2 separate regions of the Homo sapiens genome follow, and region 1 is linked to region 2. Evidence: read pairs that join two places in POLR2A ChIA-PET (ENCODE). Cell type or tissue: Panc1. All regions are shown on one strand. Links, peaks and the distances in the headings refer to the core of each region. The heading gives the core; the rest is flanking DNA.

Region 1 (5,384 bases), core at 293-5,292, 63 kb before region 2:
TTTTTAATTATACTTTAAGTTCTAGGGTACATGTGCACAACGTGCAGGTTTGTTACATATGTATACATGTGCCATGTTGGTGTGCTGCACCCATTAACTCATCATTTACATTAGGTATATCTCCTAATTGCCTGTTGTTTTTAATGCATATACCTAATCCCACATTTCTTGATGTCATTTTGCAAAGGAAAAGTTTGAATTTTCTGAGACTTTCTTTTTGAGAGAACACAGTAGCAACATTTAATCTCATCTTTGGATCCCAATCCAGCCACTGGTATGCTTTGATACCAAGTAGGAAAAGGAAGTGCTTAAAAATGTAAAAGGCTCTCCCTCCCTTTGTTTATTTACTCCTTTTCTCTATTTTTATTCTGGCATGCTCTGTCTCAGTGACTCAGGGGAAGGATGATGTCAAGCTGTTGTCAAGCCAATTGCATGGAAAGAGAAGAATTAACGTGTTCTCCCTTCAAAATGATGGATTCCATGGCTCCACATTCATCATCTGGCTCATGATTACCAACTCTTTGCAGTCCATTGCAGGGTGACCTCGTTAGCACTATCTGTGCACTTTCTGTGATAGCGGGCTGCCTGGAGGCCCTGCATGTGTGGTTCGGGTTAATGAGGGTCTGAGTCATCAAGTTAGAAACTCACCTTTCCAGCCATCAGATCCAGAAATGCTAGAAAAAGGCACAGGGCTCATAATCAGACATGCCATGTTGACGAAAGAGTAATGTCTCATCCTGGTGAGATCGTCCACAGGACCTGTGCTGAATAATTGTCAGGCAGCCATGAGACCACAGTAAGCTCCCATACTATCTAGAGGTCAATTTATCATCCAAGATGGCCTGCTTTGCAGATTGCTGCATGCATACCCTCTGCAGCACCAGGTAGCAGGCAGCAGGAGAGGTAGCCCCACAATAACACAGCATGTGTCCCTAGAGCATCTTCTTATTGAAATGGGAGATTTAAAACCTTTTAAAGAAAACTAATGGTCCTGTTTGCTGTCTAAGGATAAAGACGAGTACATTTTAATGGTGAAATAAAGAAACTTCAAATAAATTTTTCACTTGAAGCTGGCCTTCTGAGTCCCTCTCTCAAACCTGCCCCCATCTCACAGTTTCCCACTCCCCTGCTGCTCAGGATACTTCAGTGGGAAAGTTTAAACAAAACACACTAAGACAGTGTTTTCCAAACAGTGGGTCATGACCCATTAGTGGACTGTGAAAATAAATTTAGTAGATCACAACCAACATTAAAAAATAAAAAAAAGAAATAGGAGCTGGGTGCAGTGGTGTGTGCCTGTAGTCTCAGGTACTTGGGAGGCTGAGTGGGGAGGATTGCTTGAGTCTAGAAGTTCGAGGCTGCAATGATCTATGATGGTGCTTGTGAATAGCCACGGAGTCTAGCCTGGGCAACATAGCAAGACCCTGTATCTAAAAAAAAAATAAAAATAAGAAAAGAAATAAAATAGAACATCTGGATTGCAATGAAATGCATTCTTTATTGGATATAGTGATAAAAACTCTTTCAAAGCTGTTGCCCTAAGTGATAAATTTTGGTAACTTCTTCCTATATAAAATAATTATTTAAAAAATCCTGAAAATGAATAAAACAAATGTTTTATGATGATTGATACTAGCCATATCTGGTGATTAACAGGAGTAATAAGGAATAACATGCTCACTCCAACGCTCATAAGCCTTATCACCTAGATATTTTTTCTTGAAGCAATCTCCACATTCTCCATAGTGGAGACTATAACTGATTCAGGGTATGGTGGAGCATGTGTGTGTGTGTGTGTGTGTGTGTGTGTGTGTGTATGTTTGCATGTGAGTATGTAATCTGGCTCCTGTGGAAAGAAAACACATTGCTGGAAGATGAAATCACTGGACATAATTCTTTATTTCAAGCCTTTTCAGTTACACAGCTTCTTTTAAAAGTTTGACATGCAAAATTGTTAAATATCAAAATGCAAATCATGTAATTTCTCTTCCAGATGTCCTGCTTAGCTGCATATTTTTTCAGCCTGTGTATGTAACCCCAATGCTCAGTAACATAGCTTTCTGTTCAAATCATCTGTTTCTATGACCTTTGCCTTTATTGATTCGTTTTCTTTTTTCCTATTTTTAATGTTGCCTTTGAGATTAAAGTCATTTTTCTTCTGCAATAGTAAGTGAACAGTGACTTTGCTACTAGGAAATAAATTTTTTGATAAGGAAAAAAACGATTGGTAGCTCCATAAAGTGTTTTATTGTCGTTGTTTTTGCTGTTGTTAATGAACCTACTCAGAGAGCAATGAGATGTAAACACTGTCTCCCTCTCGCATAAAAACAAAGGTTATATAGCTAGAACCCAAAATGATCTAAAGAATAGCTAAAATGTATTGAGCACTTATTATGTGCCTAGAAATTTGCTCAGCTCTTTAGAGGTTTAGAGCGGTTTGGATGTCCTGCTCAAATCTCATGTTGAAATGTAATTCCCAGTGTTGGAGGTGGGGTCTGGTGGGAGGTGATAGGATCATGGGGGTGGATTTCTTATGAATGGTTTAGCACCATCTCCCTGGTGTTGTCCCTGTGATAGTGAGTGAGCTCTCACCAGATCTGATCATTTTAGAATGTGTGGCGCCTCCCCTCTCTCTCTTGATCCTGCTTTCTTCATGGAGTGTCTGCTCCTGTTTCGCCTTCCACCATGAGTAAAAACTGCCTGAGGCCTCCTCAGAAGCAGGTGCAGCTATGCTTCCTGTACAGCCTGCAGAACCATGAGCCAATTGAACTTCTTTTCTTATAAATCACCCAGTCTCAGGCATTTCTGTATAGCAAAGTAAGAACACCTAATACAGAGGTATTATCTCATTTAGTCCTCACGGCAACTTTAAACAAGAGGCTTTATTATTATCCTCACTTTTCTGAAGCTAAAACTGACTCAGAAATGTTAAGTAGTTTGCCTAAAATGCCTTAAGTAGGCCAGGTGCGGTGACTCATGCCTGTAATCCCAGCACTTTGGGAGGCCGAGGCAGGTGGATCACCTGAGGTTGGGAGTTCAAGACCAGCCTGACCAACATGGAGAAACCCCATCTCTACTAAAAATAGAAAATTAGCCAGGTGTGGTGGCACATGCCTGTAATCCCAGCTACTTGGGAGGCTGAGGCAGGAGAATCGCTTGAACCCGGGAGGCAGAGGTTGCGGTGAGCCAAGATTGCGCCGTTGCACTCCAGCCTGGGCAACAATAGTGAAACTCTGTCTCAAACAAACAGACAAACAAATAAATAAATAAACAAAATGCCTTAAGTAATGGATCAAGGATTCCAGAGAGGTGGCCTAACTCCCCTGGCGTTGTTTCCAAACACTGACTTCTTGCTAAGACTCTTAAATCACCACACTCTGCTATTATACACTCTGCCTTCTTTACAAAATAAAAAAAAAAATTGCAAACAGCAGGTAATATTTCTCATATTTATTCACACATTTACTCACTCAATCAACAAATATTTATTGACTATCTGCCACATGTGAGGATCTAAGCTAGGTGCTAGGAATACACTGATCAATTGAGTCAGAGATAATAAATCCATAGTGCAAAGTAAAATACGTAAAAATGTATGTTTCACAGGCTCAGTTCCAATCATAGTTCTCTGTGAACTATGTAAGTGCTTGGGAAAGGAATGAGGAAAAGAGGAACATTCTGTAAAGTCAATTTTAGGAGCTTTAATAGCAGTACTTCAAGAGTGTATCACAAATTAATTTTGCAGCCAGTATCCACTTATTTCTAAATATTGTTCCTAAAAAGAACGATGAATGCAATCAAATTTTAAAGACTATTTGCTTAGCTTCATTATTATACTAAAGTGGCTAATAAACTAGCTAGTTTTTAAGTACTGTCTCATTCCAATGTTTGGGGAAGCTTGGAATTTAGTAGTAGCTACAGCTGTAGCAGCAGAAGAGTCCATGGTATTTAGGAGGAAAGGGACTTTGGTGAGCTTGCATTACCATTTTGCTAAGTAGCATGAGTTTCTTCACCATAAAACACATACCCATTTGGTTCTTCTTGGGTCTTCTTCCCATCACCAACATTCAACGGTGCACAGTCATAGAGGGATAACCCATCAACCCCTCTATTTCTATTTATTTATTTTATTTAGAGATATGAGGTCTTGCTGTATTGCCCAAGCTGGTCTTGACCTCCTGGGCTCAAGCAATCCTCCTGCCTTGGCCTCCCAAAGTGCTGGGATTACAGGTGTGAGCCACCACGCCTGGCCTATCCCCTTCATTCCTAGATAAACCATTAACACAAGAAGGCTTCAGCAAAGTTCATCTGGTGCAAGGTGTAAGGAGCAGAGAGTGTGTGGCCTCCAGTGTTAGCAGGCTTGGGGTCAAAGCCAGCCCTGTGTCCTCTTTAATGGCTGTGTGACTTCCAGCAAGTTGTCCAACCTATTTTAAATTTTTAAGCTCTTATAAAATATTTCAGCCACACAGAAATGATATAGGTGATATAGAGAATGATGTAATGATTACTCATATATTCAATTCCTAGCCTAAAAATAAAACACACAAATAGAGCAGAAGCCCATATGTATATTTTGGTTTGACCTCATTTACCTTCATCAGAAAAGAACCATCCTGAATTTGACATTTGTCACTTCTGCCCATATCCTTAAACATTTACTACATATGTATTTTTGCCTAGGTAGTATGTACCACCATTTGGCATGTTTTGCAAAAAGTACATGAATTGTATTATATTGTTAATATCCTCTGTCACATTTTTCACTCAACATTCTGTTTGGGAGATTTATTCATCATATGATGCCTTTGAGTTTTAGTTTCTTCATCTGTAAAATGAATACAGTAGACACATTGCATAAGGTTGCTGTGAAGATCTTAAACAAAATAATAGAATGTGCATGGCACAGTATTTGGGACATTTGTAGATGCTTCAGAGAATGTCATCCTCTTTCCATACCTAGTGAAATAATGTTCTGCATCTGGCATCTGAGAGGCAGCAGCCACTTGGCTTGCTCAACTGTAATGTTCAAATTACAATTTGCCACTAAACATTCCCATTGGTATAAAAATGGCCCCACACAGCAAAGGCGAGCTGATTATAGGCATTAGCATCTAATGTTCCCTGAGAGGACTCCGCCTAAGTATGCTGCTTTACATAGCTATAGTCATAATTTCCCTCTGGTTCTTCAAAATCAGAGTTAGATTTCTGAATATGGAAAATATAAGAGTAATGCTCAAATGCATTCCACACATGGAATACTCTGAAAATTCTATGTTAATCATCTCTGAAGACATTACACAAGCATAAGCAAATGGCACTGTAATTTAATATGCTCCACTTCTATTTTTTCCTCAGCCTATTCTTTCCACACACTTGTATATAAT
Region 2 (5,384 bases), core at 243-5,242:
TGGCTTGAGCCCAGGAGGTGGAGGTAGAAGTGAGCCAAGATGGCACCACTGCACTCCAGCCTGGGTGACAGAGTCAGACCCCGTCTCAAGAGAAAAAAAATAAAAGTTAAAGGAAAAAAACCAGTCTCCAACTGATTTGATAAGAGATCAAATGACCCCACTTCATTTTAAAAATTTAGAAAATAAAAAAGAGAAATAGGTATGGAGCTTACACCATTGAAATCTGATGCTGTTTTCAAATATCCATAATAAAAACACTAATGTCTTAAATATGGGGAGGTAACTCAGTCTAACCAGCCTTGTTTTTCTAAGTAATGGCGTCAGAAAGCCAACTAAGAGTCCTGAGAAAGGGTTTGGGGTTTGCTATTCGTTCCCAGTGCTAAAATTCCTTGACCAAAAACAATCTCAAGATTTCCAAGGGTGGCCAAAATATCAAGCCTGCTTTCTCTGAGGGAGGAAATATTTCCATTTCACGGAGATGAAGTGGACATTTTCTCAGTTGAGTGTTTGATAGTGTTTCTTTACTGGAAATAACTACACGTCTTCTTTGAGAACCACACTTCTAGGTTTTTTTGTTTTGTTTTGAGACGGAGTCTTGCTCTGTTGCCCAGGCTCTGGAGTGCAGTGGCGATCTCGGCTCACTGCAAGCTCCGCCTCCCGGGTTCACACCATTGTCCTGCTTCAGCCTCCAGAGTAGCTGGGACTACAGGTGCCCACCACCATGCCCGGATAATTTTTTGTATTTTTAGTAGAGACGGGGTTTCACCGTGTTAGCCAGGCTGGTCTCGATCTCCTGACCTCGTGATCCGCCCGCCTCGGCCTCCCAGAGTGCTGGGATTACAGGCGTGAGCCACCGCCCGGCCTTTTTTTTTTTTTTAATCTAAAATAAGGCCACTAGTACTACTTCCTTCCTCCCCTTTCAATGCTAAAGGAGAAGAGATCAACTCATTTAGTTCTCTAACTTACCTAGAAGCTGAGCTAGGATTCGAATCCAGTTCCCTAACTCCTCTTCTGGTTCTCCTGCCACTCAGCCACATGGATTTCTTTCTCTTACACACAGGCTCTTTTTGGCCACGGTAAACACACTGACCTTTGAAATATGGAAAGAAAAGCGCTTTGAAATAAAACTGGCACAAACAGCAGTCAGACAGCCGTCATCTGGAGGCTGAAACAAAGAGGAGCATAGTTTTCAAGCTGTCTTCGTAATTACACGAAGCAGTTATCACTCAGGCCCCAGTCTGCGCATTGCCCCCCAAACAAACAGCCGAGGGCTGAGAGAGCACATAGGCCACTTTGTTGCGCCAGCATACTGGGGAGTGGAGAGCCCCCCAGCTAAAATCACATGTGGCTTGGAGTGTTTTCCAGGACTTCAGGCTTTTTCCTTTCTTCCTTCCCCATTAAACCCCTCTGCTCTTCTTGGCAAAGGCCTTCAGGTGAGGTAAGCGCCAATTAACAACAAAGAGCTTGATGTATTTCAAGTTTATGGCTTAGAGCTGTGTTCTCATGAAATATATTCTCCTCTGGTCCAGAAGCCTTGATGGGCAGAGAGCAAGAATTCTGAGTGTGGTTGAAATTTGGTTCATTTTTGCTACTGCCCTAAAAGTGATTTCCCTTTTGGGGGTTTGCTCAAATAGAAAGCAACGAAAACAAACCCAGAAAAGGGCAAAACCAATTCTGAAAACTTCAGCTGCAAAGATAACTGGAGCAGAAGGCTCAGCAAATTGGGTTTTTTGGGGAAAAAAAAATGGCCTTAAATTTCTTATGGGTTCTTTGGAAATAAATATAGCCAGACTTTGGAATGAGTAGGAGGGATGAGAATATCCAATCCAAAGGATCTCTAAAGCCTTTTCCAGCTTCCAAATTTGGATTTGATTTTTCTATCCTGGGAATGGTTTTAATCATGTTACAATCATTTGAGCGTTATCACGTCAATTTATAAAAAATATTTTTGTGAATTGTTTTTAGGCTACAGTGATATGAGATCTGACCAATAAAATGATCTCATTGGACATCTCAGAGCCCTTAAAGAGCAAGAGGTTTGGCAATAGGAATATAAATAGGTTAAAATATATTCCAAAACAATTCCTCTAATCATTAATTGTACTCCATTGTTTAATATTTTCAGAGCCTACTGAATTTAGCAAAGGGAAAGACAGATGCATATTAAAATGCATGCAAATGCTACACACAAGCCACATTTTAATATATTGTTTTGCATTCATAATTTTAGTCTTGTGATTTGTATTTTCATTTGCTTGGGAACAAAGACTTTCTTTTTTCCGCACTTGGGAAACAAGGCAAGACTTGTTTCTGCCAGCATCTTAATAGTATTCCTGAAAAAGCAGCAAACTTAATGGTTCAGGAACTACTCTCCACCACCTGCTTACTGGCCTCTAACAGGGGCTGCATTTACAATGCATTGAAAAGGTGAAAATACGCAATCAATCAGTTGCTTTGTTGCAGAATGGTGAGCAATCATATTTTTGTTGTATTAAAACTGAACAGAATCATTTTTTTAAAAAAATGTAAACTGCTTAAACGTACAGCCTCTTTTCAGCTACAGGGAGTGGCAGAGTGACTTGTGCATTCACCAAATTTCATTCCTTTTTAATCTGGGGACACATACAGACCGTATTGCTCAGCTTCCTTTTCAATTAGGTGATTTCTGGCAATGGAATGTGGGGCAAAATAATGCTTACAATCTCCATTCAAGTCTAGCCCCTTGAATCTATGGTGCATTTCCCTATACTTGTGCTTTTCCCGTGCTCCTGACCTTCTGGCAAGATACAGAGGATCAGGTGGAGAGCATCAAGGGCACTAGAGGAGCCTCTTGATGATGGGAGGCTGGGTTTTCAAATAAAAAGCATGGAACAGAATCTCTGACCCATCTGTCTCCTTTGACCAATGACTCACAAAAAACTATGACTCTCAATCACTGTGTGGTAGTTAGTCTCTAATGGTCCCTATCTGCTGTATTCATACCCTTGTGTGTCCACCTCCTACATGCTACCAGGATCTGTGTGACCAATGACATATGGTAGAAATGATGGGATGTTACTTCCAAGATTGAGCTATAAAAGACTGCAGTTTCCATCTTGGGTGCTTTCTCATTCGTTCTCTCTCTTGGATTACTCTCTCTGGGGGAAGCCAGCTGTCATGTTTTGAGGTCACTCTAACAGCCTGTGGAGATGCTCACATGGTGAGGAATAGGGACCTGCCTCCAACAGCCAGCAAGAAATTGAGGCTTGCCAATAATCAGGTGAGGAAGCTCGGAAAAAAATTCTCCAGCCTAGTTGATCCTGTAGCTCCAGTAAATAGTTTGAGTACCACTTTGTGAGAAACATTGAGCTAGAATTACCTAGTTAAACTGCTCCTGGATTCTTGACCCCCAGAAACTGTGTGAGATAAATGTTTGTTGTTTTAAGTAGCTAAGTTTTAGGGTAATTTGTTACACAGCAATAAATAGTACATAACTATGAACAGGACTGTAAGGTTCAAAGGGTGAAGACTTTGGTTTATTCTTGAAATTTCACCGCCTAATGAAGTGCCTGGATGAGAGCAGGCTTGAATAAACAATGAATGTGGTTTTCAGTAAGATTAATAGTGTGGTTCTTTACATATGATGTGCAAAGTCAACATGTTAGAGCAGCTACCACTTTAAGGCTAGACAGTGAGGTTACTACATATCTCATCCTGGAAGATGGAATCAACTGCACCTAGATTCAGAAAAATCTAGAATCACATTTCTATCAAATGCATAGATAACAGTTTCCAAAACGTTTGTATAAAGAAGAGAAAAACTCAGCTATCTAGTTCTGTTTGTGTGTTCAGATTATCACGCTTATGCTTGTACAGACTAGGTTCTCTTCTAATAGCTACACATGTTAATTTATTTAATCCTTACAACAATCCAGTAAAGAGCATGTTGTTATTCTTCTGATTTTAATGATGAGGAAACAATATGCTCTGGACTTGCATATTCCTAGGATCTTGAAGTTACCCATTATACTCCATTGCCCTCTCATTTTAACTCATCAAAGAGAACAGAGCTGAAAAGTACAGGAAAGGGTCACTGAATGGATGAAGTGGATGAAGAGATAGCCCTGTAAGAACAGAAAAGAATAATTAAAACTTTTAGATTTGACAAACCCAGGAAGCACTATGATCAAAATTTATGAAATCCTGAAGGAAATGCATTTATTTACCCAAACTGATACACATCACAGGAATGGGGCCCGCCTTGATGTTTATTAGAGATCATTTAGGAGAACCTGAATGCATGCTGCTTCCAAATGATGGGATATACGTTCTGCCTTCATTCCAGCTGCTTAGAGACAAGACCCACCATCCCAGAGACTGCAGTGAAGAGGAAAAGAATATCCCAAACCACAGGCAACCACCTCCTTGTGGCGCAGCCAAGAGCGGTGTGCTTGGCCTCCCTGCTAATTAGCAAAAACCCTCACCAATTCCTTCCAATGCTTGAAAATCAATGCTAGCCTAAAAAAAAAAAAAAAAAAAATCAGAACTGGGCCAAAGAAGCACTGGGAATGAGTAGACATCTCTGTGTCTGCCTCTCCTGATAGTCCCGTTTTTGCTTGTTTTTCATGGGAACATGTGTATATGGTGACAACTCAGGGTATGTAGTTGCCGCAGGCAGCTTCCTCCGTTTTCTTAGCTCTGTGTTGTGGGAAGGAATGAAAGTTGCTGTTTACAAGGAACACTGCCAATGGGCTAATGGGAATTTTTCATGACTTATGGATGTTTGCAGAACTGAAGGCTTTTGAAATCTGATTTCAAAGCTGACCTAAAGTCTTGGTGACACAGATAATGACCTGTGGAAAGAGGTAATCATGAACACAGAAAATCCTCACTTACTCCGTCTTTTAGGAATTTTGGTTGACGAAATATGCTCCTCTTAATTTTAGGTAGTAAGACAGATTGTCAATCTATAACAGTTGGTGTTAGGCAGAGTTTTAAATTTATCTTTCACTTCATGGGGCAATGAGTTTGCCAAAGAAATGAATGATGCCTTAAACTTTTGCTGGGAGAATATTACAGTTGGGTAGAATAATATGCTACAAAATGTGGAAAGACTGTTTACATAGGAAGAAATTGATATGTCAATTACAAGTTACTCTCAATAATTTATTTAAGCAGGCCCTGAAGGGTCTAATTCTCACAGGGACCAAGTTTGAATTCTTACACTTGAAAAGAAAAATGAATGCTTTATAATGTTCCCCAATTCCAAATGTTCACATATTATGCTGGTAATTGTTTTCTCCAAATCATTCTGAATTGATGAAGTCTTGCTAAAGACTTAAAGAGCCTGCATTTATATATCTTTGTAGTCCTTTCCAGCTGTGGCTCACAAAACCAATTACTTG

What was found. ChIA-PET counts read pairs that join two places held together with the same protein. Peaks named below come from ENCODE experiments on the same cell type or tissue, not always from the same donor. Only the 100,000 strongest peaks of a DNase experiment are listed, where the experiment ranks them.
Region 1: POLR2A ChIA-PET joins it to region 2 with 11 read pairs; 3 of 35 experiments call an interaction of 5 or more read pairs at or near these places.

What each region holds. Positions count from the first base shown.
Region 1 is chr12:92,224,401-92,229,784 of GRCh38, forward strand. No RefSeq gene overlaps it. Among named protein-coding and RNA genes, the nearest start is that of BTG1-DT, 81 kb to the left of the region's middle. In Panc1, for the core only: no CTCF peak of the experiment used is centred there; no DNase peak of the experiment used is centred there.
Region 2 is chr12:92,287,518-92,292,901 of GRCh38, forward strand. All of the region lies in intron 2 of LINC02391 (long intergenic non-protein coding RNA 2391), which reads right to left. Among named protein-coding and RNA genes, the nearest start is that of LINC02391, 74 kb to the right of the region's middle. In Panc1, for the core only: no CTCF peak of the experiment used is centred there; a DNase peak (open chromatin) is centred at 2,810.